Regions from separate parts of the Homo sapiens genome. Here region 1 is linked to region 2. Evidence: read pairs that join two places in POLR2A ChIA-PET (ENCODE). Cell type or tissue: PC-3. All regions are shown on one strand. Each heading gives the region's core, and the rest is flanking DNA. Links, peaks and the distances in the headings are about the cores only.

Evidence for each region. ChIA-PET counts read pairs that join two places held together with the same protein. Peaks named below come from ENCODE experiments on the same cell type or tissue, not always from the same donor. Only the 100,000 strongest peaks of a DNase experiment are listed, where the experiment ranks them.
Region 1: POLR2A ChIA-PET joins it to region 2 with 29 read pairs; 1 of 35 experiments calls an interaction of 5 or more read pairs at or near these places.

Annotation. Positions count from the first base shown.
Region 1 is chr12:117,338,185-117,350,233 of GRCh38, forward strand. The region is part of intron 1 of NOS1 (nitric oxide synthase 1); the gene reads right to left. Among named protein-coding and RNA genes, the nearest start is that of NOS1, 17 kb to the right of the region's middle. In PC-3, for the core only: no CTCF peak of the experiment used is centred there; DNase peaks (open chromatin) are centred at 4,697, 5,347 and 6,737; H3K27ac peaks cover 2,113 bases.
Region 2 is chr12:117,981,348-117,993,396 of GRCh38, forward strand. No RefSeq gene overlaps it. Among named protein-coding and RNA genes, the nearest start is that of KSR2, 18 kb to the left of the region's middle. In PC-3, for the core only: no CTCF peak of the experiment used is centred there; DNase peaks (open chromatin) are centred at 3,974, 5,594 and 5,984; H3K4me3 peaks cover 1,192 bases; H3K27ac peaks cover 3,845 bases.

The DNA.
Region 1 (12,049 bases), core at 2,606-7,605, 640 kb before region 2:
CCAGCCTGGGCGACAGAGTGAGACTCTGTCTCAAACAAAACAAAAAAAAACAAAACAAAACAAAATAAAAATTAGGCATGGTGACACATGCCTGTAGTCCCAGCTATTCTGGAGACTGAGGTGGGAGGATCAATTGAGCCTGGGAGGTTGAGGCTACCGTGAGCCAAGATAGCACCACTGCATTCCAGCCTGGGTGACAGAACAAGACCCTGTTTCATAGGCGGGAACTGAACAATGAGAACACATGGACACAGGAAGGGGAACATCACACTCTGGGGACTGTTGTGGGGTGGGGGGAGGGATAGCATTAGGAGATATACCTAATGCTAAATGACGAGTTAATGGGTGCGGCACACCAGCATGGCACATGTATACATATGTAACTAACCTGCACATTGTGCACATGTACCCTAAAACTTAAAGTATAATAATAATAAAATTAAAAAAATCTAACTCATCTGTACAATAAATGTGTCATTAAAGACAATGAGGCAGATCTCTATCTGCAAATAAGAAATGAACTCCAAGGTATACCATTAAGGTGCAAGCAAGTCAGTTCTGTATATGTAAATGTAAAGGTTATTCTGGAGGAAACGGATATCAATGGTTTTACATGAATAATATCAAAGAAAACAAAACCCAGCCTGCCTGTGAAGTCTTGACTCTTTTCAGTTTATACACCCACAAAATATCTGATGGAGTTTCAGCCCTGTTTCCCATCTCCCTCCAATCTCATTTAAAAACAAACTCCAAGTCCTCCAAGTCTTCAAAAACAAAACAAAATACTGCCACCCCCAACACAAACAAAAGACTGAAAGCGTAAACCCAACTGCGCTCTTTTAAAAAATGCAAAACCACCAGCTTCTTTACATTTCCTGAACTGCTAATTTGCAGTCTTTCCCCAGAGAGATCACCACCCAGGAATCAAGCTGAAGTGCTTTCTCCCATGCCGGTAAGTCATGGCGGCAAACCCACAAGTCCCCACAAATCTGGGGGTTAAGTTGACATTCTTTGCCTTGGGGATCCCAAAGACACAAGCATCCTGAGTCTCCTCAGCCACGGAATTCCCCCAGTTTCATGGCTACAGTTTGCCTATGATGATGTCAATCTTCCCACCTCTGATGCCCATATCTCAGAGGTAGTAACAGGCTCAGCTTAGAGTTACAAGCACGAGCATTAATGATTGTTTAAAATGTGACACACACTCTGTTGTCAAGGCTTTGGGAAATCCCACTCTCTTACATTGCTGCCAAATACAACCTCTTTGAATGGCAGTTTGACAATATCTACCTCCAAATTTAAAATACATATATCTTGGCCTGACAATTCAAATGTCAGGACTTTCTCCTGCAGGTAACCTGAAAGGAACATCCTTAAACACATACAAAACTCTTCTTTGCAGGGTTCTGAATATCTGAATATCAAGAGATTGAGAAAATCTTAAGTACCCATCAATAGAAGACTATTAAATCAACTATGGCACATCCATACAACGGAATTCTGGGCAGGCATTAAATAAGCAGGAGATTAGAGCTAAAAAGACCAGACCAGTGAGGAATGCTCTTAAAGATACAGTGTTAAATTTAAAAGCAAGGTGGAGCACACCCATTTAGAAATATAATTATAAGTCCATCCTACAGCTTCATCATGCATTCATCCATGTTTCCACATAAGCTTGGAGATGCACTGAACAGCTCTGGAAAATTATTCAAGATATCAGTACCAGTGGTTACTTCTAGGAAAGGGGGCTGGAAGGCTAGAAATTGGGTGGGAAGGAAGCTTACTTTTTATTGTATATTCCTTCATATTAGATTGCTATTCTTTATTTATTTATTTTTGAGACAGGGTCTCGCTTTGTTGCCCAGGCTGGAGGGCAGTGGTGTAATAACAGCTAACTGCAACCTCCAAGGCCTGGGCTCAAGTTATCCTCAAGCTTTGGCCTCCTGAGTAACTGGACTACAAGCACACACCACCGTGACTGGCTAATTTTTTAACTTTTTGTAGAAACGGTGTCTCACTATGTTGCTCAGGGTGGTCTCAAACTCCCGGCCTCAAGCAATCCTTCCACCTTGACCTCCCAAAGTGCAGAGTTTATAAGCATGAACCACTGTGCCTGGACTAAATTATTATTTTTTAACAATGTTTTTTGCATCAATTTTAAGAAAAGAGTAAGGTCTTTGAAGTCAGACTGTCTGATTCTCTACTTGGCTTTGTGATCGTGGGCAAGTTACTTACTCTCTCTGAGTCATAGTTTCTGCATCTATTAAATAGGGGTGATAATAGTGCCTACATAGATAGGGTGTCTGAGGATACAAAGAGATAATAGTTAATGTTTTCTCCTTTTTTATTTATGTATTTATTTTGAGACGGAGTCTCACTCTGTCACCCAGGCTGGAGTGTGGTGGCGCAATCTCGGCTCGCTGCAACCTCTGCCTCCCAGGTTCAAGTGATTCTCCTGCCTCAGCCTCCTGAGTAGCTGGGACTACAGGCACCCGCCACCACTCCTGGCTAATTTTTGTATTTTAATTTTTAAATTTCTATTATTTTTATTCTTTTTTGAGACGTAATCTTGCTCTGTTGCCCAGGCTGAGTGCAGTGGCGTGATCTTGGCTTACTGCAACCTCTGCCTCCCAGGTTCAAGTGATCCTCCTGCCTCAGCCTCCTGAGTAGCTGATATCACACCTGGCTATTTTTTTTTTTTTTTTTTTTTTTGTATTTTTAGTAGAGATGGGGTTTCACCATGTTGGCCAGGCTGGTCTCGAACTCCTATCCTCAAGTGATCCACCTGCCTCGGCCTCCCAAAGTGCTGGGATTACAGACATGAGCCACTGTGCCCAGCCAATAGTTAACGTTTTCTATGTTATTACAATGCACCATAGACTAGGTAAGTGCCCAGGAAATGGATCCTTTTACCACCACTATTACTAATTATCATCACGTAAGCAGTCATTTTTCTATTGAGCATCCGTAGTGTCTGGTGGATGTGCTGCTTAAGGCACTTTGTGTTGAAAGACCAGGTAAAAGGTACGGACACGTGGACTGGTCCTGTCTCCCATGGGAGTCGATGACTGTCATTGGCTCCTTTTCGGAATGCTGCAAAAGCAGGATTCAGTTTGTCGGAACACGGCACATGAAAGATGCATCCAGAAGCACTGAGGCCCCAGAACTTGGTGGTGAGTCAACACCACTAGGGCGGGATGAGGAGGACGGTCTGGTTCATCACAGGGAGAGAGCTGCAGGGCTGTCATCCCGATGTTAGAATAGATCTGGGGAATCACAGAGTCTTCATTTCAGCTTCGTTTTGCAGAGCTCATTTACTTGAGCTAGTTCGGCCAACGGGAGACCAATATATCCATCCATCATATGACAGAAAATTTCAGAGTTTGGGGCTAAGGTTCTTAAGTTCCTTCTATCCATGGACGCTTCAGTGGCACAAAAGCACAAAAGTGGCACAGATGCACTTCTGCCTCCCACCCTTGCCCCTACATACCTGCCCCATTGCTGTAAATGCTGTGTGGGGGTCAAAGGCATGAATTTGGAGCTAGAAAAACCAGGGTTTGTGACCCACCTCTGCTGCCTATTAGCCTCAGATTCCTCATCTGTAAAGTGGGAACAATTCTGGTTTCTGCCTTAAAGATGGAAACCAATAAATCACATGGGATAATTTAAATGGAAGTGCATTAGAGGGGATAATTCATCTATAGCATGTGGTACTGTTGACTATTATTTTTAGAGTCACTTTAGATTACACATCAAGATAATTGAACCATTTCAGGCTAGATATGCAAACATAATCATGGCCAAGAGGACAGCCTCATTACTATAAAAAGGAAACATATTATCAGCGGTCTCGGAAACTTTTCTTAACAATCATTAAAATAAGATGGCACATATTTTCTAACCCCCATCAACATTATACTCTTTTACTTTTTTTTTCCTCCCTCCCTCTTTCTCTCCTTTGCCTCCTCTCATCTTTTCTTTTCTTTCCTTCATGCCAACCATTCATTTGCCTACTCATACATAGCTCTCCCCAGGACAGGGCAGTCAGCGTGGAGCTTGCATTGGGATTACAGGGGTGGATAAGATAGACAGCATCCCTGCCCTCAAGCTTACAACCTAGGGTGGAGGTAGTTGGAGATTAATATTAGTGATAAAAACAATGAGTAGAACAAAAGCGAAAATACAGGGTGCTAACGAGACCTTGCATAAGGGACATAACATGGTCTGGGTGGTGGTGGTCAGGGAAGGCTTCCTGGAGGAAGAGTCAGGATCCAGAGTTGGCCAGATAAGAAGGTGGATGGAGGAAGTGAGAAATGGAGGACAGAGACCAGCGTGTGAGAAGGCACTGTGGTAGGATGGAGCTGGCATTGGGGTGACAGAAGAAAGCCATGTCACGAGATAAATCTGGAGAGGTCATCAGGGGCTGGATCATCAGGTCTCTTGAAAGGCAAGTTAACAATTTTGGACTTTATTCTTAGAGCGATGGCAAGCATTGGAGGGTTTTGAGACAAGAAGTACAGTGGTCAGATTTAGATTTTATGAAGATTACTCTGGCTGCTGCTGGATGGCAAATGGGTGGGAAAAGCAAGGCTGGGTATGGGGAGCCTGGTTAGGAGGCTGCTGCAGGCCAGAGATGAGCAATGATGGTGGTTAAGGATCAGGTGGTGAAAGGGAGGAAGGAAGGAAGTGGGTCGATTTAAGAGATGTTTACAAGATTGAGTCAACAAGATTTGGTGACTAATTGGATACAGAAGCTAACGGAGAAGGAGGTGTCTGCAGTGACCTCCCAGCTCCTGGCTTCCACTAGTAGAAGGAGTGTGAAGGATTTCCTGAGAGAGGGAAACCTGAACAATGGGGTAAAAATAGGGTGAAAGGGCTGGATGCCTGTAATCCCAGCACTTTGGGAGGCTGAGGCGAGAGGATTGTTTGAGGCCAGGAGTTCAAGACCAGCCTGAGTAATATAGTAGGACCCCCATCTCTACCAAAAAAAAAAAAATTAACTACGATTGTGCCATTGCACACCAGCCTGGGTGACAGTGCAAGACTCTGTCAAAAAGAAGGAAGGAAGGAAGGAAGAGAGGGAGGGAGGGAGGAAGGAAGGAAGGAAGGAAAATGGGGGTGAAAGAAAGAATAAGAATGAATGAAATTCATTTCATAGAACTGTCTTTCATGAATAGTAATAATTTAGTTGTGGTCTAGTATATTGCAAGAATCAACATTTCCTAATAACGTCATTTCCATAATTCTGAGAATTCAGCTACAAAAAATATGCTCAATTTGGCTCAATTCCAAGCTTTGCCATTTATAAGCTATTTGATCTTGGATAAGTCATTTAACATTTTGACTCTCAATTTCCTTTTGTGAAATCGAAACAGTAATAACAACTAGTTGCCAAGACTTTCGTAATGATTAAGCAAGATGGACACCGTAAAGGGCACTTTGTAAACTGTAAATGTCAACTATAATGACAATGTTGAATGTTTATTTTTCAGGGAACATAATAACTGTTTTCTCCAAATTGCACATCAGTGTTAACTTGAGGCTCAATCAAATTTCTCCTCTCATGCCTGGCATCCTTGGGTGCTTTCTGGTGTAGGGGAGCTGAGTCAAAAGGCTGACAAAAGGTGCTCAGGGAAGAAAAAAGAAGTAAGAATAACTATTTTAAGAGAGCAGTAATAAGATTTGTTCCCTTCACTCGAAAGTTGCCTTTACATAGATCCACAACATCCATATAGGCCTGAATCAGTTACAAATGAATTTCAGTAAAGGGAAAACATGTTAAATAGAAAACATAAACTACAATGGCAGAAATAATTCCACATATGTCAGATATACCAGTAATAACAATAAATGCAATTGGGTCAAACTTGAGTAAAAGATCAAGACTCTTCAATTGTATAAAATGTATTTGCAGTTGCCCTACCTTAGTATGAATGTGTAAACTAGTACCAAGGACAGGAGGGAAAATATTCATTAAGGCAGGCCTGAGCCTAGTATACATTTGCTGGCCACATGGAGCTAAAGCACCACAGGTCTGCTTTCATCTGCACAATATAATTGACTTTCTTCTTAGAATATGTTAGCACCTAGTAAGCATGAAATAAGTATTTGGTGAATAAGCGCTCAACTATTCACACTGAGTACTTATTAGGTTGAAATATATGAAATTAACAGTTTTGCAAATGATCAACTTTTTCAATTTCGTACAGTTCAACTTAATATTTTGAGCATTTTTATATGTAAGCACTTTATTGGAAGATCTCATTTTCATTCTTGCAACACGATATGAACATGACATGACATTATAATTCCCATTTTATAGATGTTAAAATCAAGGCTCAAAGACATTAAGTCATAGGTTATGCAGCTAGTGTCAGTGGTGGGGACTCAAGTCAAGTTTGTCTGAACTCAACGTCTTTGCTTTTCTAATGTTCTAAGTACTGCTATATATTTTTAGCTCAATTCTACAATTTTAGTAATTGAAAGTTGAAAGAGATGCTAGGGATTTTCTACTCCAATTCACAATATTGATTTTATAAACCTCCTACAGGGCTCAGGGAACCCTGAAAATCCTGAAATTGTGTGCACAACTTTTGTGATACGTGCATTTATATGGGGAAAACAGGCCATGGCATTAATACAATTTTCCAAGTATTCCATTACACAATAAATAACAAGGGTAGAAGTCACTGGTTTCACATTACATTTTGGAGATGAGGAGCTACAGGCTCATAGTCAGGAAAGGACTTGCCTAAGATTCTTAGAAACAGAGTCAGAACGAAGATCAAACGCGGGCTATTATGATTAATTCTTGCTTGCTTGCTTGGTTGCTTGGTTGCTTTCTTGCTTTTTTTTTTTTTTTTTTTTGGCAGTGTCTCACTCTGTTGCCCAGGCTGGAGTGCAGTGGCACAATCTCGGCTCACTGCAACCTCCGCCTCCTGGGTTCAAGCAATTCTCCTGCCTCAGCCTCCTGAGTAGCTGGGACTATAGACGCCTGCCAGCTAATTTTTATATTTTTAGTGGAGATGGGATTTTGCCGTGTTGGCCAGGCTGGTCTCAAACCCCTGACCTCATGTGATCCGTCTGCCTCGGCCTCCCAAAGTGCTGGGATTACAGGCGTGAGCCACCGCGCCCGGCTGCAAGATGCTCTTTCTGTCTTGTTATGCTGGAACTTAACAATTTAAATTATTGCCCAACAGTCAAATATTGGCTCACCTCCCTTCCTGGTGAAATACCTCCAAAAATTATCCGCCTCCTGAGGATCGATAACAGGGTATCTGAAGATACCACTACAAGTGAGATGAGGGGACAAGGCTAACAGATTCTAGTCACTTGTCAAAGTAAATGTTTAAACAATCAATTTCATAATTAGGATAAGAAGCTTAAAATATATATTTAGTGCTGTAAGGGAACCATAGATGATAATGTACTTTTTCAAATAAAAAATCAAATAAAAATAATGATTATGGTATCAGAGACGTCTGCTACAATTCCTTCATTTACTCAGCTTTTATCAATTAACACTTAGGGCTGGGCTCAGTGGCTCATGCCTGTAATCCCAACACTTTGGGAGGTTAAGGCAGGAGGATTATTGAGCCCAGGAGGTCGAGGCTGCAGTGAGCCATTATTGTGCCACTGGACTCTAGCCTGGGTGAAAAAGCAAGACCTTGTCTCAAACAAACAAACAAAAAAACAACCACCTGTGCATAGCACAGGACTTGGCACATAATAGGTACTCAGTGAATCAGGGTCTCAATCTCTAAGTCTACAGCTATTGAATGAAGCAGCCCTGTGAGAGGTGAGAGGGAGCAGTGGGGACTGTAGAGAACTGGAGGGCCCATGCCGTGTTTGGAGAGCAGTTCCAGCCAGTGGTTGCCATGCAGAAAGCCAAGACTGGTCTCACTTCACTTCCTGAAAGCAGCTGCAGGGAGGTGATGGCATGGCCCATTACAAATGAGTGAATGAATGAGACTTCAGACACTTGGTTAACAAAACTTGGATTCAGGCCAGGTGCCGTGGCTCACGCCTGTAATCCCAGCACTTTGGGAGGCTGAGGCGAGCGGATCACCTGAGACCAGGAGTTTGAGACCAGTCTGGCCAACATGGTGAAACCCCGTCTCTACTAAAAATACAAAAATTAGCCAGGCGTGGTGGCACGTGCATGTAATCCCAGTTACTCAGGAGGCTGAGGCAGGAGAATGGCTTTAACCCGGGAGGCTGAGGTTGTAGTGAGCCACGATCACACCACTGCACTCCAGCCTGGACCACAGAGCGAGACTCTGTCTCAGAAAACAAAAACAAAAACAAAACTTGGATTCAGAAAAAGGAACGACAATGTGGGGTGGGTCTTAATGGAGTTTGCAAAACCACCAGCGATGAACATGGTCTAATGCTTTGCTACCCAAAGCGTGGTCCATGCACCAGCACCAGCAGCATCACCTGGGAGCATGTCAGCAATGCAGAATCCCAAGGCCCAGCCCAGACCTATGACTCAGGCTCTGCATTTTAGGAAGATCCCCCAGTGGATTTATGTGCACACTGGAGTTTGAGAAACACTGGTACGGTTTGCTTCTAAAGCCCCGTGTGACTTTTTGTGACCTACACAAATGGCCATTTTAAAGGAAATTTCAACTTCAACTCAAACTATCACCTGTTCTGCACAAAAAATGCTTCAGATCCAGGATATCACATTCTTCAATCAGGCTCTGGTCAGATTCTATCAAAGACAGCCCATAGGTATACAAATGAATTGCGTTTGGTTAATACAGTTAAATTTTTTCCCCCAAATTTGTTATCACCATTTAAAAACTGGAGGTTTCAGGCCGGGCATGGTGGCTCACACCTGTAATCCCAGCACTTTGGGAGGCCAAGGAAGGTGGATCACTTGAGGTCAGAAGTTGAAGACGAGCCTGGCCAAGATGGTAAAACCCTGTCTCTACTAAAAATACAAAAATTAGCTGGGTGTGGTGGTGCACACCTGTAGTCCCAGCTGCTTGGGAGTCTGAGGCAGAAGAATTGCTTGAACCTGGGAGGCGGAGGTTGCAGTGAGCCAAGATCGCGCCACTGCACTCCAGACTGGGTGAAAGAGAGTGTGACCCTGTCTCAAAACAAGGAAAAAAAAAAAAAGAAAAATAAACAAACAAACAAAAAACTGGAGGTTTCATCAAAGATAGAAATTTCTGGCTTTCTTGGAGCCATGGAAGATATGTTTACACTGGGCCTGTGTTCCTGAGCACACTCCAAACAGCTGGAGTAGGTGGTGGCGCCTCCCCCTTTAGGTGGGGCATGAGCTCTCTGGTTCCCCTGCAAAACCCTGTGGCCCCCGTCATTCATTTGTTTCTTGCAAATAAGTATTTCACTATAGGCCTTTGACTGTGGGACCCCTGCTAGTGAGTGAGTTTTAAAGGGCAACAAGGAAGGTCACCTTCAGAAGCTACTCAATGAAGGGACAGCATGCTCAGTGACTTGGGTCTTGTCCTGGGTGGTTCCAGTCGATCCAGGTGTTTGATGGGATCCCCACCTCCGCATGAGATCACAGCATCCACCCCAGCTTGTGCCCTGGGGCTGATACTCAACACTGACCTTGTTCTCCCTGGGTTAAATCTACTGAGAGTGACGCAGCACTTTGCACGATCATCTTGAAGTCTGAATCTGTTTCTTCTTTCACTTTGGGTGTGCACCAAAGCCCTTCCTGGAGTGACACCTTTCTGTCTAAATTGGGCTTTCTCTTTTGATGTCAAACCAGTCCTTGCATACTCATTCTAACAGGAGCTGAGTGGAATGCAACTTCCTTCCTCCATTCCAAGGGAAGATTCAGTCCCAGATCCCCTACATTTTTTTTTTTTTTTTTTTTTTTAGTGACTCTACCTGGGGGTTACCTGAACTGGCTTGGTCTTTATCTCGTGTTGCACCAGCACACCTGGGAAGCCCCTGGAGGACACCCTACCTCGACACTGCGGGACACATCCCCACCTGAGTCAGCTTTACTGAACAGAGCTCTGCAAATAACCCCTGAAATAAAAATCACAGAAGAGAACGGTGTCACCTTCAACAGTCTATAAGCTGATGTCGCAGAGGTTGGAAGGAAGGGTTAAAGGGGAATGTCATGGTTCAGGATCACAGGCATGGGATTCAAATCCTGATTCTGTCATTTACTGACACGTGACTCGGTCAAGGGCTTCAGCATCTTGGTGCCTCCGTTTCTTCATCTATAAAATGGCAAAAAACAATAGTCCTGAATCTACTTTGCAAGACTCTTGTGAAGATTCCATGAAGTAACGTCATGTTTCCCATGCTGCTCTTACCAACATCATATCTTTGCACCATACCTGTGTCTCACCTATGCAATTATTTATTTAATATTTTCCCTTACAATGAACTCACTTTCTATCTTAGATACTATAGCCTCATCCTAAAAGCTAATATCCACGAAATCGTCGTATAAATTTGCTAACTGCTTTTTTCTATGATCTATCAAAACAAATATTTAATGAGTAAATTTTTTAAAAAATGGCTCCTTGATCTAATCATGAAAACACATGGAACAAATTCACACAAAGTGGCACTGTAACTGACCAGTCATCTTCAAAGGTGTCAAGCCCGTGGGAGACAAGGAAAGACTGACAAACTGTCACAGATCAGAGGAGGCAGAGAGAAATCAGCGCCGAAAGCAATGTGGGATCCTGGAACCGAAACAGCACAGTAGCGGAGAAAGTGGTGCAATTCGAATAGGGTCTGTCGTTTAGTTAATATCATGCCATTGTCAATCTTCTGTTCTTGATAATTAGATTATGGTTATGTACGATATTAACATTGGGGAAACTAGGTCAGGGTATAAAGAAACTCGTTGTACCATATTGCAACTTTTCCGTGAATCTAAAATTACTTCAAAATAAAAGTTTTTCAAAAAATGAGTATCAGTAAAGTGGTTGTTCCTTTTCCCTTCTCCTCGCCCCCTGGCAACCACTAATCTGCTTTCTGCCTCCGTGGATTTGTCTATTCTGGATACTGCATATAAATGAAATCCTACAAGATGAGGCTTTTTGAGTCTGGCTTCTTTCACTCAGCATCACGCTTTTGAGGTTCATCCATGTTACAGCATAGATCAGCACTTCATTTCTTTTAGTGGCTGAGTAATATTCCATTAGATAGATGGATAAGCCACTTTTAGTTTATCCACTCGTCCATTGACAGACATCTGGGTTGTTTCCACCCTTTGGCTATCGTGAATAGTGCTATGAACACACATGGGAAAGTTTTTGTTTGAATACTTCTTTTCAATTCTTAAGAAGTACAAGGTTCCCTTGTGGGGTAATGGAGATGTTTTGGAACTAGATAGAGGCAATGATCACACAACACAAATGCTACTCTAAAATGGTTAATTTTATATTACATGAATTTTACCTCAATGAAATAAAACAATAAAAAATGGGTCCCACCAGTGGAGTATCCACCATATTTTGGAAACCTGTGCTTATACAGGCCCAGGGCTTAGCATGGTACCTAGTCTGTAGCAAGTACATGAAGAACATTGGCTGGTGTTATTATTCATTATTTTGAGACTGGGTCTTGTTGTGTTGCCCAGGCTGGAGTGCAGTGGTGTGATCATAGCTAACTGCAGTCTCGAACTCCTGGGCTCAAGGATACCCCTGCCTCAGCCTTCTGAATAGCTGGGACTACAGGCACGAGCCACCACACTTGGTTAATTTTTTATTTTTTTTGTAGAGATTGGGGTCTTGCTACATTGCTTAGGCTGGTCTTGAACTCCTGAGCTCAAGCAATCCTCCCTCCTCAACCTCCCAAAGTGCTGGGTTTACAGGTGTGAGCCACCATGCCTGGCCGGCTGGTGTTATTATTACTGCCAGAGACACACAGACTCTCAGCTCCCACTTCAGAGTTTTTTTCTACAGTATCATTGTCATTTCCACCAAGAAAGTTTCTCCAAGTTTAATCTACAACTCTCCTTGGAAGTCAGCAGTAAAATCTCAGGATTCCTGAGATGCTATCATTAGAAAACCTTGCTTTGAAATCTATGAACCTTTTGTGCTTT
Region 2 (12,049 bases), core at 3,213-8,212:
ACAGAACAATTAGAAGACAGATAGATAATCAAGTATAGAAATGAAACAAAACGCATGGTGACTTCCATTTTTATTCCTTTCTAAATGAGATGTCAGTGGGTTACCATTTCACCCGAAATGCTATATGACTGTTGAAGTCTTTACCTTGAAAGGGGTAAGAAAATTTCCCCTTAAAGCAGCAGCTCATCACTTTAGCTGCACTCAGGAATCACCTGGGAAACTTGATTTTTTTCTTTGATACAGGGTCTTGCTCTGTCGCCCAGGCTGGAGTGCAATGGCGTGATCACAGCTCACTGCAACCTCGACCTCCTGGGCTCAAGTGATCTTCCCACTTCAGCCTCCCAAGTAACTGGGAATACAGGTGTGTGGCACCACGCCTAGCTATTTATTTATTTATTTTTTATTTTTTATTTTATTTTTTGTAGAACCAGGGTCTCCCCTGTGTTGCTCAGAGTGATCTCCAATTCCAAGGCTCAAAGCAGCCTTCTGTCTTGGCCTTCCAAAGTGCTGGGATTACAGGTGTGAGCCACCGTGCCCAGCCAAGGAAATGTTAAAAACTATCAATGCCCGGATCCTACCTGCTAAAGATTCTGATTTATCTGGTCTGGGGTACAACCCAGGCATCAAAATTTTTCAAAACTCCCCGGTGATTCTAATGTGTAGCCAAACTTGAAAATGACCACTTTACAGCTTCCATTTATTTATTTATTTATTTGAGACAAAGTCTTGCTCTGTCACCCAGGCTGGAGTGCAGTGGCACCATCTCTGCTCACGGCAACCTTCGTCTCCCAGATTCAAGCGATTCTCCTGCCTCAGACTCCCGAGTAGCTGGGATTACAGGCATCCGCCACCACGCCCAGGTAATTTTTGTATTTATAGTAGAGATGGGGTTTCTCCATGTTAGCCAGCAGCGGTGCTCAGCCAACTTCCTTTTGTTTATTTATTTACTTACTTACTTACTTACAGAGTCTCGCTTTGTCCCCCAGGCTGGAGTGCAGTGGTGTGATCTCGGCTCACTGCAACCTCTGCCTCCAGGTTCAAGCAATTCTCCTGCCTCAGCCTCCTGAGCAGCTGAGATTATAGGCGCCCGCCATCACACCCGGCTAATTTTTTGTATTTTTAGTAGAGACAGGGTTTCACCATGTTCGCCAGGCTAGTCTTGAACTCCTGACCTCCAGTGATCCACCCGCCTCGGCCTCCCAAAGTGCTGGAATTATAGGTATGAGCCACGCACCCGGCCCCAACTTCCGTTTAAAAAATTGTCTTCTGTTGGCCTCAGATGACAAGGACCCAACTACACAGAAGAATCTTTGTAGTTTCGCTGGCATGGTGGCTCACGCCTGTAATCTCAGCACTTTGGGAGGCCGGGGGGAGGGTGGAGAATTGCTTGAACCCGGGAGGCAGAGGTTGCAGTGAGCCGAGATTGCGCCATTGCATTCCAGCCTGGGCAACAAGAGCAAAACTCTGTCTCAAAAAAAAAAAAAAATCTTTCTAGTTTCAACTCAAGTGTGTTTTGTTGTTCTTGGTATATACCTTTACAGATACATTCTATCTTCAGCTGCCCACCAGGCATCTTGGCAGATACAAGAAACATATGAATAATCTATTTTCAGATTTTTTTTTTTTGGAGGAGAATCTGTTGATTCATTATCACATACAGCATTTGGCTGTAGCTCATGCCTGTAATCCCAATGTTTTGTGAGGCTGAGGTGGGAGGATCACTTGAGCTCAAGAGTTTGAGACCAGACTGAGCAACATAATGAGACCTCCCCACCCCTGTCTCTACAAAAATTTTAAAAATTAAAAATTAGCCAGGCATGGTGGTGCATACCTGTAATCCCAGCTACTCAGGAGGCTGAGACAGGAGTATCGCTTGAGCCCGGGATTTTGAGGCTAGAATAAGCTATGATCACGCCACCACACTCCAGCCTGAACGAAAGAGCAAGACCCAGTCTCTAAAAAATATATAGTATTTATTTATTCAATTATTTAAGAAAAACAGCATCTAAAGAATCTCATAAAATCTGAAAGTTACCCCACACTTGTTTAACTGGTGTTAACGACTCTAGTCCATAGTGTGCTATATTCTTTTTTTTTTTTTTTTTTTCTGAGACAGTCTCACTCTGACACCCAGGCTGAAGTGCAGTGGCACGATCTTGGCTCACTGCAGCCTTCGCCTCCCAGGTTCAAGCGATTCTCCTGCCAAAGCCTCTCAAGGAGCTGGTATTAATTTTTGTATTTTTAGTAGAGACGGTTTCACCATGTTGGCCAGGCTGGTCTCGAACTCCTGACCTCAAATGATCCACCCGCCTCGGCCTCCCAAAGTGCTGGGATTACAGGCATGAGCCATGTAATTTACATGGTTTGTCATGTAAATACACGTGCGCTCTTCCAAGTGGTCACCCCTTCTTTTTTTTTTTTTTTTTTTTTTTTTGAGACGGAGTCTCGCTCTGTCGCCCAGGCTGGAGTGCAGTGGCGGGATCTCGGCTCACTGCAAGCTCCACCTCCCGGGTTCACCCCATTCTCCTGCCTCAGCCTCCCAAGTAGCTGGGACTACAGGCGCCCGCCACTACGCCCGGCTAATTTTTTGTATTTTTAGTAGAGACGGGGTTTCACCGTTTTAGCCGGGATGGTCTCGATCTCCTGACCTCGTGATCCGCCCGCCTCGGCCTCCCAAAGTGCTGGGATTACAGGCGTGAGCCACCGCGCCCGGCCGGTCACCCCTTCTTAAAGTGCAACCGTGACACAATGGCTGATACCCTGGACATGCATCGTCCACGTGCTCCTGCCTGTGAGCTCTCTCCCAGCACACCGGAGCTCTTCCATGGTACATGATAACAACTGCTGGAAGAAAAAGCAAAACCCGTGCCATAGGCTGGACATATTCAAGGTATGCTTTCTACTCTAATACAGACCTTTCCTGCAGCCAGCTGTGCCCTAGTCAGAGAGGAAGCCTGCATCTGCCCTGCAGCTCCCATGTGGGTTGTCTGCCTGGTCGGTGAAAGCAGAAAGTGCCTCCTCTTTGTACCTCATCACAGCTGTCTGCATCTCGCCTTGTGGCACAGTGTTGACTCGGCTTCCAGCACCCATCTGTGACTTGGCAAAAAGAAAAAGAAAAAAGAAATGCATGTAGTGTGAGGACAAAAGAGCCCATAGAGTCCCAGATGAGCTCAAATCATCCCAAATTTGATTGCCTTCTGAAAGGTACAGACCCAGGGTTTATTAAGAACTCTCCCCATACTCCAGTCTGACAAAATGAACCGAAGGTCCTTTACAAGGATCTTCTGCAAGTTTTCAATTTTCCTTTTCTCTGGAAAAAAAATGGGGGGAGGAACTGAGAAATGCTGAGCTAAGCAGGTCACAGATTTTCCTGTTTTGTGCTTTTCTGCACAGAATCAGAAATCAGTTACCGGGTTAGTTTTCTTGGTAAATGGAGAACACTTTTTATTTTCATCATAGGAAATACACATGTTGGCTTTTCTTTTTTCAAGACAGACCTAGCCCATGATTTGCATTGAACTAGAAAGTTTATAGTCCTCAATCCTGGGATGTCACTGATTCATTAATTCATCCAATTCAAATATTGATAAATTTCTGATTGCACATAGTCTGATTGTCAATGATAGGATTGAAATCAGACTGACAGGCTAGAAGGACAAGAAGTTGCAGAATTGGAGGGGGTGATGAACTTTCATCATCACAAATAGAGGTGGGGATCCAGGAGAGGAAGTTGAGCATTGCAGGTAGGAATATTGGCCCTAAGCCAGAGGGCTTGAGTTCAAATCCCAGCTCTGCCACTTCCTGACTTTGTGACCTCAGGCTAGTGGTCTCATCTCCTGCATCTGAGTCTCCTCACCTGTAAAATGAGGGTAATAATAGAACCTGCTTCAAAGGGTTGTACCGAGGATTAAACATGTGTAAAGTGCTTAGAATACTGCCTGAAAATTACATGTAACTGCTGCCGCCTGGCAACAAAACCCACTATAGAGGCAGAAGCATATCTGTGGCATGACAGATTTATATCCAGCTAGCATTCTTGCCAATCTATTAAAAAATTTGGCTGGGTGCTATGACTCATACCTGTAATCCCAGCATTTTGGAAGGCCAAGGCAGGCAGATTGCTGGAACCCAGGAGTTCAAGACCAGCCTGGGCAACATGGTGAAAGCTCATCTCTACAAAAAACACAAAAATTAGCTGGAGTGGTAGTGCACCTTTGTGGTCCCAGCTACTCCAGGGACTGAGGTGGGTGGATTGCTTGAGCCTTGGGAGATGGAGGTTGCAGTGAGTTGAGATCATGTTACTGCACTCTAGCCTGGGTGACAGAGCAAGACCTCGTCTCAAAAAAGAAAAAAAATATATCGAAATTGGGTTAAAATGGGAAGGTCTGGTTCAGAATTTCTCTTTTTTTTTTTAATTGAGACAGAGTTTCGCTCTTGTTGCCCAGGCTGGAGTACAATGGTAAAATCTCAGCTTACTACAACCTCCCCCTCCCAGGTTCAGGATATTCTCCTGCCTCAGCCTCAGGAGTAGCTGGGATTACAGGTGCCCCCACCACGCCTGGCTCATTTTTTATGTTTTTAGTAGAGACGAGGTTTCACCATATTGCCTAGGCTGGTCTCAAACTCCTGACCTCAGGTGATCCACCCGCCTCAGCCTCCCAAAGTGCTCGGATTACAGGTGTGAGCCACCACGCCTGGCCTCACAATTTCTTAAAATGTCATATCAGTTGTACCAGAAGCACCTGGGTTGCATATGAAACTTGCAGAATCGCAGGTGACACACTCCAGACCTACTGAATCCAGCAGCTATGGTCCGAATGTTTATGTTCCCACAAAATTCATATATTAAAATCCTAACCCCCTAGGTGATGGCATATTAGAGGGGCGAATTTGGGAGGTGTTAGGTCATGAGGGTGGAGCTTGGAGACTGGTGCCCTTATAAAAGAGGCCCCAGAGAGATCCCTTGCCCCTTCCACCATGTGAGGGTACAGTGAGAAGATGGCTGGCCGGGCATGGTGACTCATACCTGTAATCCCAGCACTTTGGGAGGCTGAGGCGGGCGGATCACTTGAGGCCAGGAGTTTGAGACCAGCCTGGCCAACATGACGAAACCCCATCTCTACTAAAAATACAAAAATTAGCCAGGCGTGATGATGCATGCCTGTAATCCCAGCTACTCAGGAAGCTGAGGCATGAGAATCACTTGAACCTGGAGGTGGAGGTTGCAGTGAGCCAGGATCACACCACTGCACTCCAGCCTGGGTGACCGAGTGAGACTCCATCTCAAAAAAAAAAAAAAAAGAAAAAGAAAAAGAAACTCAGCAAGGGCTAGAGAGGTATTACAGGCTCACTAACACCACATGGAGACTTTCTCCTTGATGAAATGATTGGAAGGGAATTAAAAGGGGAATCACCTCCCCCTTGGGTGATTCAATGTCATTTAATGTTGGGTCTAAGCACCACCTAAAATCATTTCCTAGTGAGTCACAGCTTATGCTTTGTGGAGAACTTCAATGAAGTCTTTGAAAGTTTACTGACTCTGCATTTGCAAAAAAAAAAAAAAAAAAAGAACAAAACTAAAAATGACCCCAGGCGACTGGAGACACCACTGGTAGTCATGGTTCATGTAGTCCATAATTCTGTTGCCATGAAAATTTAGAACTTCTCTCAGATGTCATTCTCAAAGGGTGAGCGCATCAAAAGGATTTGGGTTAGGATCTGACCACCCACTTACTCACTGTGAACTTAAGCAAGTCTCCAGAAACCTTAGTTTTTTCACAGCTATAAAATAAGCTGATGCTTGTTTAAGCCAAGATGAAATAAAATGATGTATGAAAAGCCCTACCACAGTGGAGGACACATAGTTAATGTTCAACAAATGGCAGCTTTTAAAAATTACCAAGGCTTTATATTTTTAACCACTTTTACTAGTACTCTTTGTAAAGCACTGTTCTACTTCCTAAATGCAGTGTAACTACTGGATGACTCACGGTTATCATTTTTGAATGCTTCCATAGTCACTTTCTTGTCATTTGGACATATTTCAAACAACTTCCCATATTCGCCCTCCTTCTTGGCCATCTTGAATATGCAGTGGGCTGAGAACCAAGCTAAGTGTCCACCAATAGAGAATGGATTAAGTCAAGTATGGCAACATTACATAGGTAGCAAATAAAAATGCAAAATATACTTCACTAGTCATCGGAAAAATATTAATTAAAGCAACAAGATATTTTTGTCCATCAGCATAGCAAATACTAAAAAGTGTAATGTTATTTAAGGTTGTCGAGGATACAGCAAATAAGCACTCTCCTGCACTAATGGTGGGGGTATCAATTGGTACAAACTTTTTGGAGGGCAATTTGTTAGATGCATCAAAATTTAAGATATATATAACATTTGACCCATCAATTCCACTTCTAAAAAATCTATGCCAAGGGGTCTGTTCCACATGGACACAAGGATGTATGTGCAAAAACACAAGTGTTAGTTGGTGAAGCAGAGAAATTAGAGCCTTTGTGCATTGCCAGTGGGAATGTAAAATGGTACAACCACTACAAAAAACAGTATGGCGGTTCCTCAAAACACGAAACATAGAATTATCATGTGATCTAGCTGTTCCACTTTTGGGTACATACCCAAAAGAACTGAAAACAAAGACTTGGACAGATATTTGTGTACCAGTCACCAAGGTCCATACAGCATTATATGCAAGAACCAAAAGTTGGAAACGGTCAGGCGCGGTCGCTCACCCCTGTAATCCCAGCACTTTGGGAGGCCAAGGCAGGTGGATCACCTGAGGTCAGGAGTTCGAGACCAGCCTGGCCAACATGGTGAAACCCCATCTCTACTAAAAATACAAAAAAATTGGCCAGGCATGGTAGTGCATGCCTGTAGTCCCAGCTATCACTTGAACCCGGGAGGTGGAAGTTGCAGTGAGCCACAATCGTGCCACTGCACTCCAGCCTGGGTGACAGAGCGAGACTCCATCTCAAAAAAACAAAACAAAACAAAAAGTTGGAAACAACTCAAATGTTCATCAATGGATTAAATATATAAAATACATATAATGGAATATTATTCAGCCTTTAAAAAGGTAGGAAATTCTACAGTATAACATAGATAAACCTTGAGGACTGATATAGTTTAGATATTTGTCCCACTCAGATCTCATGTTGAAATGTAACCTCCCACCAAAAAAGAAATGAGATCCCTAATGTTGGAGGTGGGGCCTGGTGGGAGGTGATTAGATTATGAAAACAGTTTATCATGAATGCTTTAGCACCATCCTCTTGGTGCTATCTGTGACAGAGAGTGAATTCTCCTGAGATCTGGTTGTTTAAAAGTGTGTGGCACCTCTCCTCCCTCTCTCGCTCTCTCTCTCTTTCACTCCTGCTTTCTCCCTGTGATGTGCCTGCTCCCCCTTTGCCTTCCAGATGATTGGAAGCTTCCTGAGGCCTCCCCCGAAGCAGAGGCTGCCATACTTCCTGTACAGCCTGCAGAACCATGAGCCAGACAAATCTCTTTTCTTACGACTTACGCAGTCTCAGGTATTTCTTTATAGCAATGCAAGAATGGCCTAATACAAGGACATTATGCTAGGTGGAATAAGCCAGTCACACACACACACACACACACAACACCAATACTGTATGATTTTTTTTATATGAGGTACTAGAGTAGTCAAAATCATAGAGACAGAAAGTAGAATGATGGTGGCCAGGAACGGGCAGGAAAATGAAGGAAAGTTAGTGTTTAAGAGAGTCCAATTTGGGAAGATGAAAATGTTCTGGAGTGGATGGTAGTGATGCTTGCACAACATCATAAATGTACTTTATTTTATTTATTTTATTATATTTTTTTGAGATAGTCTTTTCTCTGTCGCCCAGCCTGCAGCACAAAGGTGCAATCTTAGCTCACTGCAACCTGTGCCTCCTGGGTTCAAAACATATGCCTGTCTCAGCCTCCTGAGTAGCTGGGATGACAGGCGCATGCCACCATGCCTGGCTAGTTTTTTGTGGGGTTTTTTTTTTTTTTTTGTATTTTAATAGAGATGAGGTTTCACTGTGTTGCCCAGGCTGGTCTCGAACTCCTGAACTCAGGCAATCCACCTGTCTCAGCCTTCCAAAGTGCTAGGATTACAGGCGTGAGCCACTGCGCCCAGTGTGTTTGTTTATTTATTTATTTATTTATTTATTGAGATGGAGTCTCACTCTGTCACCCATGCTGGAGTGCAGTAGCACAATCTTGGCTCACTGCAACCTCCACCTCCCATGTTTAAGAAACTCTCTTGTCTCAGCCTCCCGAGTAGCTGTGACTACAGGCACACACCACCATACCTGGCTAATTTTTGCATTTTTAGTAGAGACGGGGTTTCGCCATTTTGATCAGGCTGGTCTTGAACTCCTGACCTCAGGTGATCTGCCTGCCTCAGCCTCCCAAAGTGCTGGGATTACAAGCTTGAGCCACCGCACCCAGCACTATGTTGTTGTTTTTTTCTTTTTAGATGGAGTCTCGCTCTGTCACCCAGGCTGGAGCGCAGTGGCATAATCTCAGCTCACTGCAACCTCCGCCTCCCAGGTTCAAGCAGTTCTCCTGCCTCAGTCTCCTGAGTAGCTGGGATTACAAGCGCACGCCACCAGGCCTGGCTAAGTTTTGTATTTTTAGTAGAGACAGGTTTCACCATGTTGGTCAGGCTAGTCTTAAACACCAGTCCTCGAGATCGGTCTGCCTCAGCCTCCCAAAGTGCTGGGATTACAGGCATGAGACACCACTGTGCCTGGCCCTTTTTTTTTTTTTTTTTTTTTTTTTTTGAGACAGTTTCACTCTTGTTGCCCAGGCTGGAGTGCAGTGGCAAGATCTCAGCTCACTGCAGCCTCCACCTCCCGGTTCAAGTGATTCTTCTGCCTCAGCCTCCCAAGTAGCTGGGATCACAGGCACGTGCCACCACGCCTGGCTAATTTTTGTATTTTTGGTAGAGACCGGGTTTGACCATGTTGGCCAGGCTGATTTCAAACTCCTGAGCTCAGCTGATTTGCCCACCTTGGCCTCCCAAAGTGCTGGGATTACAGGTGTGAGCCAAAATGCCCAGCCATGAATGTACTTTAAAATGGTTAAAATGCATCCAGCGAAAGTTTGCTATCCAGAATCTGTAAGGAACTTGAAGAATTCAACAAGCGAAAAACAACCTCATTAAAAAGCGGGCAAAGGACATGAACATACGCTTCTCAAATGAAGACATACAAGCAGCCAACAAACATAGGACGAAATGCTCGACATCACTAATCGTCAGAGAAATGCAAATCAAAGCCACAAGGAGATACTATCTCACTCCAGTCAGAATGGCTATTATGAAAAAGTCCAGGGCTGGGCATGGTGGCTCACACCTGTGATCCCAGCACTTTGGGAGGCCGAGGCAGGTGGATCACCTGAGGGCAGGAGTTCGAGACCAGCCTGGTCAACATGGCGAAACAAAGACACACGTACTTATATGTTCATTGCAGCACTATTAACAATAGCAAAGACATGGACACAACTTAGGTGCCCATCAATGGAGGACTGGATAAAGAAAGTGTGGTATATATACACCAGGGAATACTACACACTCATAAAAAATAACAAAATCATGTCCTTTGCAGTGATACGAACACAGCTGGAGGCCATTACGCTAAGTGAATTCATGCAGGAACAGAAAACCAAATACTGCAGTTTCTCACATATAAGCAGAAGCTAAACAAGCACACATAGACATGAAGATCGGAAAAATACACACTGGGGACTACTAGAGGAGGGAGAGAACGAGGAGGGTGAGGGCTGAAAAACTGCCTATTGGTGATTATGCTCACACATGGGTGATGGGATCATTTGTGCCCCAAACCTCAGCATCACACAATATACTCACGTAACCAACTTGCACATGTACCTCTGAATCTAAAATAAAAGTTGAAATTATAAATAAATAAATAATAACATGGTTAAAATGGTAAATTCCTTTTTTTTTTTTTTTTTGAGACAGAGTCTTGCTCTGTTGCCCAGGCTGGAATGCAGTGGCACAATCTCAGCTCACTGGAACCTCTGCCTACCAGGTTCAAGTGATTCTCCTGCCTCAGCCTCCCGAGTAGCTGGGATCACAGGCACCCACCACCCTGCCTGGCTATTTTTTGTATTTTCAGTACAGACAGGGCTTCACCATGTTGGCCAGGCTGGTCTTGAACTCCTGTCCTCAGGCGATCTGCCCACCTTGGCCTCCCAAAGCGCAGGAATTACAGGTGTGAGCCACTGCACCCTGCCTAAAATGATAAATTTCATGTCAAGTATATTTTACCATAATTAAAAAAAATTGATACTACACCAAAGAGTGTTACTTTTAAACAGAACTTTGATGATCTGGGAATATTTTTCTTCTAATTGCAGGTTCAACACTATGTGCAATAAGAGAACAAACGATATTGGAAATCGGGTCTCAAAATAAGCAGAATGTTACTGGGTTTGTCTGTCTTTTTTCACTGTTTCTCCTATTCATCTTCATTTCCATAAAAATACAAACAGAATTCTGCTAATGTTTATTAAACAGTTAATAATTTAAAAACTAGACACTGTGATAACTATGCTCTTCACAAAGCTGACAGATTACAAGGATTCAATAAGACAATACATATAAGGCTAGGCACAGTGGCTCATGCCTAAAATGAGCACTTTGGGAGGCTGAGGTGGGTGGATTGCCTGAGGTCAGGAGTTTGAGACCAACCTGGCCAACATAGCAAAACCCCGTCTCTACTAAAAATACAAGAATTAGCTGGGCAAGGACAGGCGTGGTGGCTCACGTCTGTAATGCCAGCACTTCAGGAGGCTGAGGCAGGTGGATCACCTGAGGTCAGGAGTTCAAGACCAGCCTGCCAATATGGTGAAACTCTATCTCTACTAAAAATACAAAAATTAGCCAGGCGTGGTGGCGGGTGCCTGTAATCCCAGCTACTCAGGAGGCTGAGGCAGGAGAACCCAGGGGGCAGATGTTGCAGTGAACCAAGATCACGCCGCTGCACTCCAGCCTGGGTGACAAAGCGAGACACAGTCTCCAAAAAAATAAATAAATAAATAAATAAATAAATAATAATGAAATAACATGTATAAAGTGCTTTGCACAATTAATTAGGTATTGTTATTTTTATCTCATTTAATTCTCAAAACATTCCTATGACATTGTTATAACAATGTGATTATTATTATCCCCATTCTGCAAGCAAAAAAAAAAAAAAGGCTCAGAGAAGTTAAGTGATTTGTCCACGTTCACACAGCATATGGCAGAGCTGAGGCTAAAAGGCGAGCTGTCAGAGTCCAATGTCTACATGCTTGACCACTGTGCTGAAAACATTTTGCCAAATCTTTGATTTCCTGAGAATATTCTAACCATTGATAAATGTGCACCAAAGCAAGTTTTAATTAATTTTTTAAATTTGAAAATATTATTGGCCAGGTGCAGTGGCTCATACCTGTAATGCTAACACTTTGGAATGCCAAGGAGGGTGGATTGCCTGAGCTCAGGAGTTTCAGACCAGCCCGAACAACATGGCAAAACTCCATCTCTACAAAAAATGTAAAATAAAAAAAAAATAGCCAGGCATGGTGGCACATGCCTATAGTCCCAGCTACTTAGGAGGCTGAGGTGGGAGGATCACTTAAGTCTGGGAGGTGGAGGCTGCTGTGAGCTGTGTTCACACTACTGCACTCCAACCCAGGTGACAGAGTGAGACTTTGTCTCTCTCTATATATAGATATAGATATAGATATATAGATATAGATATGTTATTTACTAGCTCATTACTGTAGTCACACATAGTATATATCACTATCTTCAAAGTATTAAATGATGTATTCAAAATAACATGGTTCCTGGCTGGGTGTGGTGGCTTACGCCTGTAATCCCAACACTTTGGGAAGCTGAGGCGGGGGGAATCACCTGAGGTCAGTTAAAAATACAAAATACAAAAATTAGCCCGGCATGGTGGCGGGCGCCTGTAATCCCAGCTACTCCGGGGAGGCTGAGGCAGGA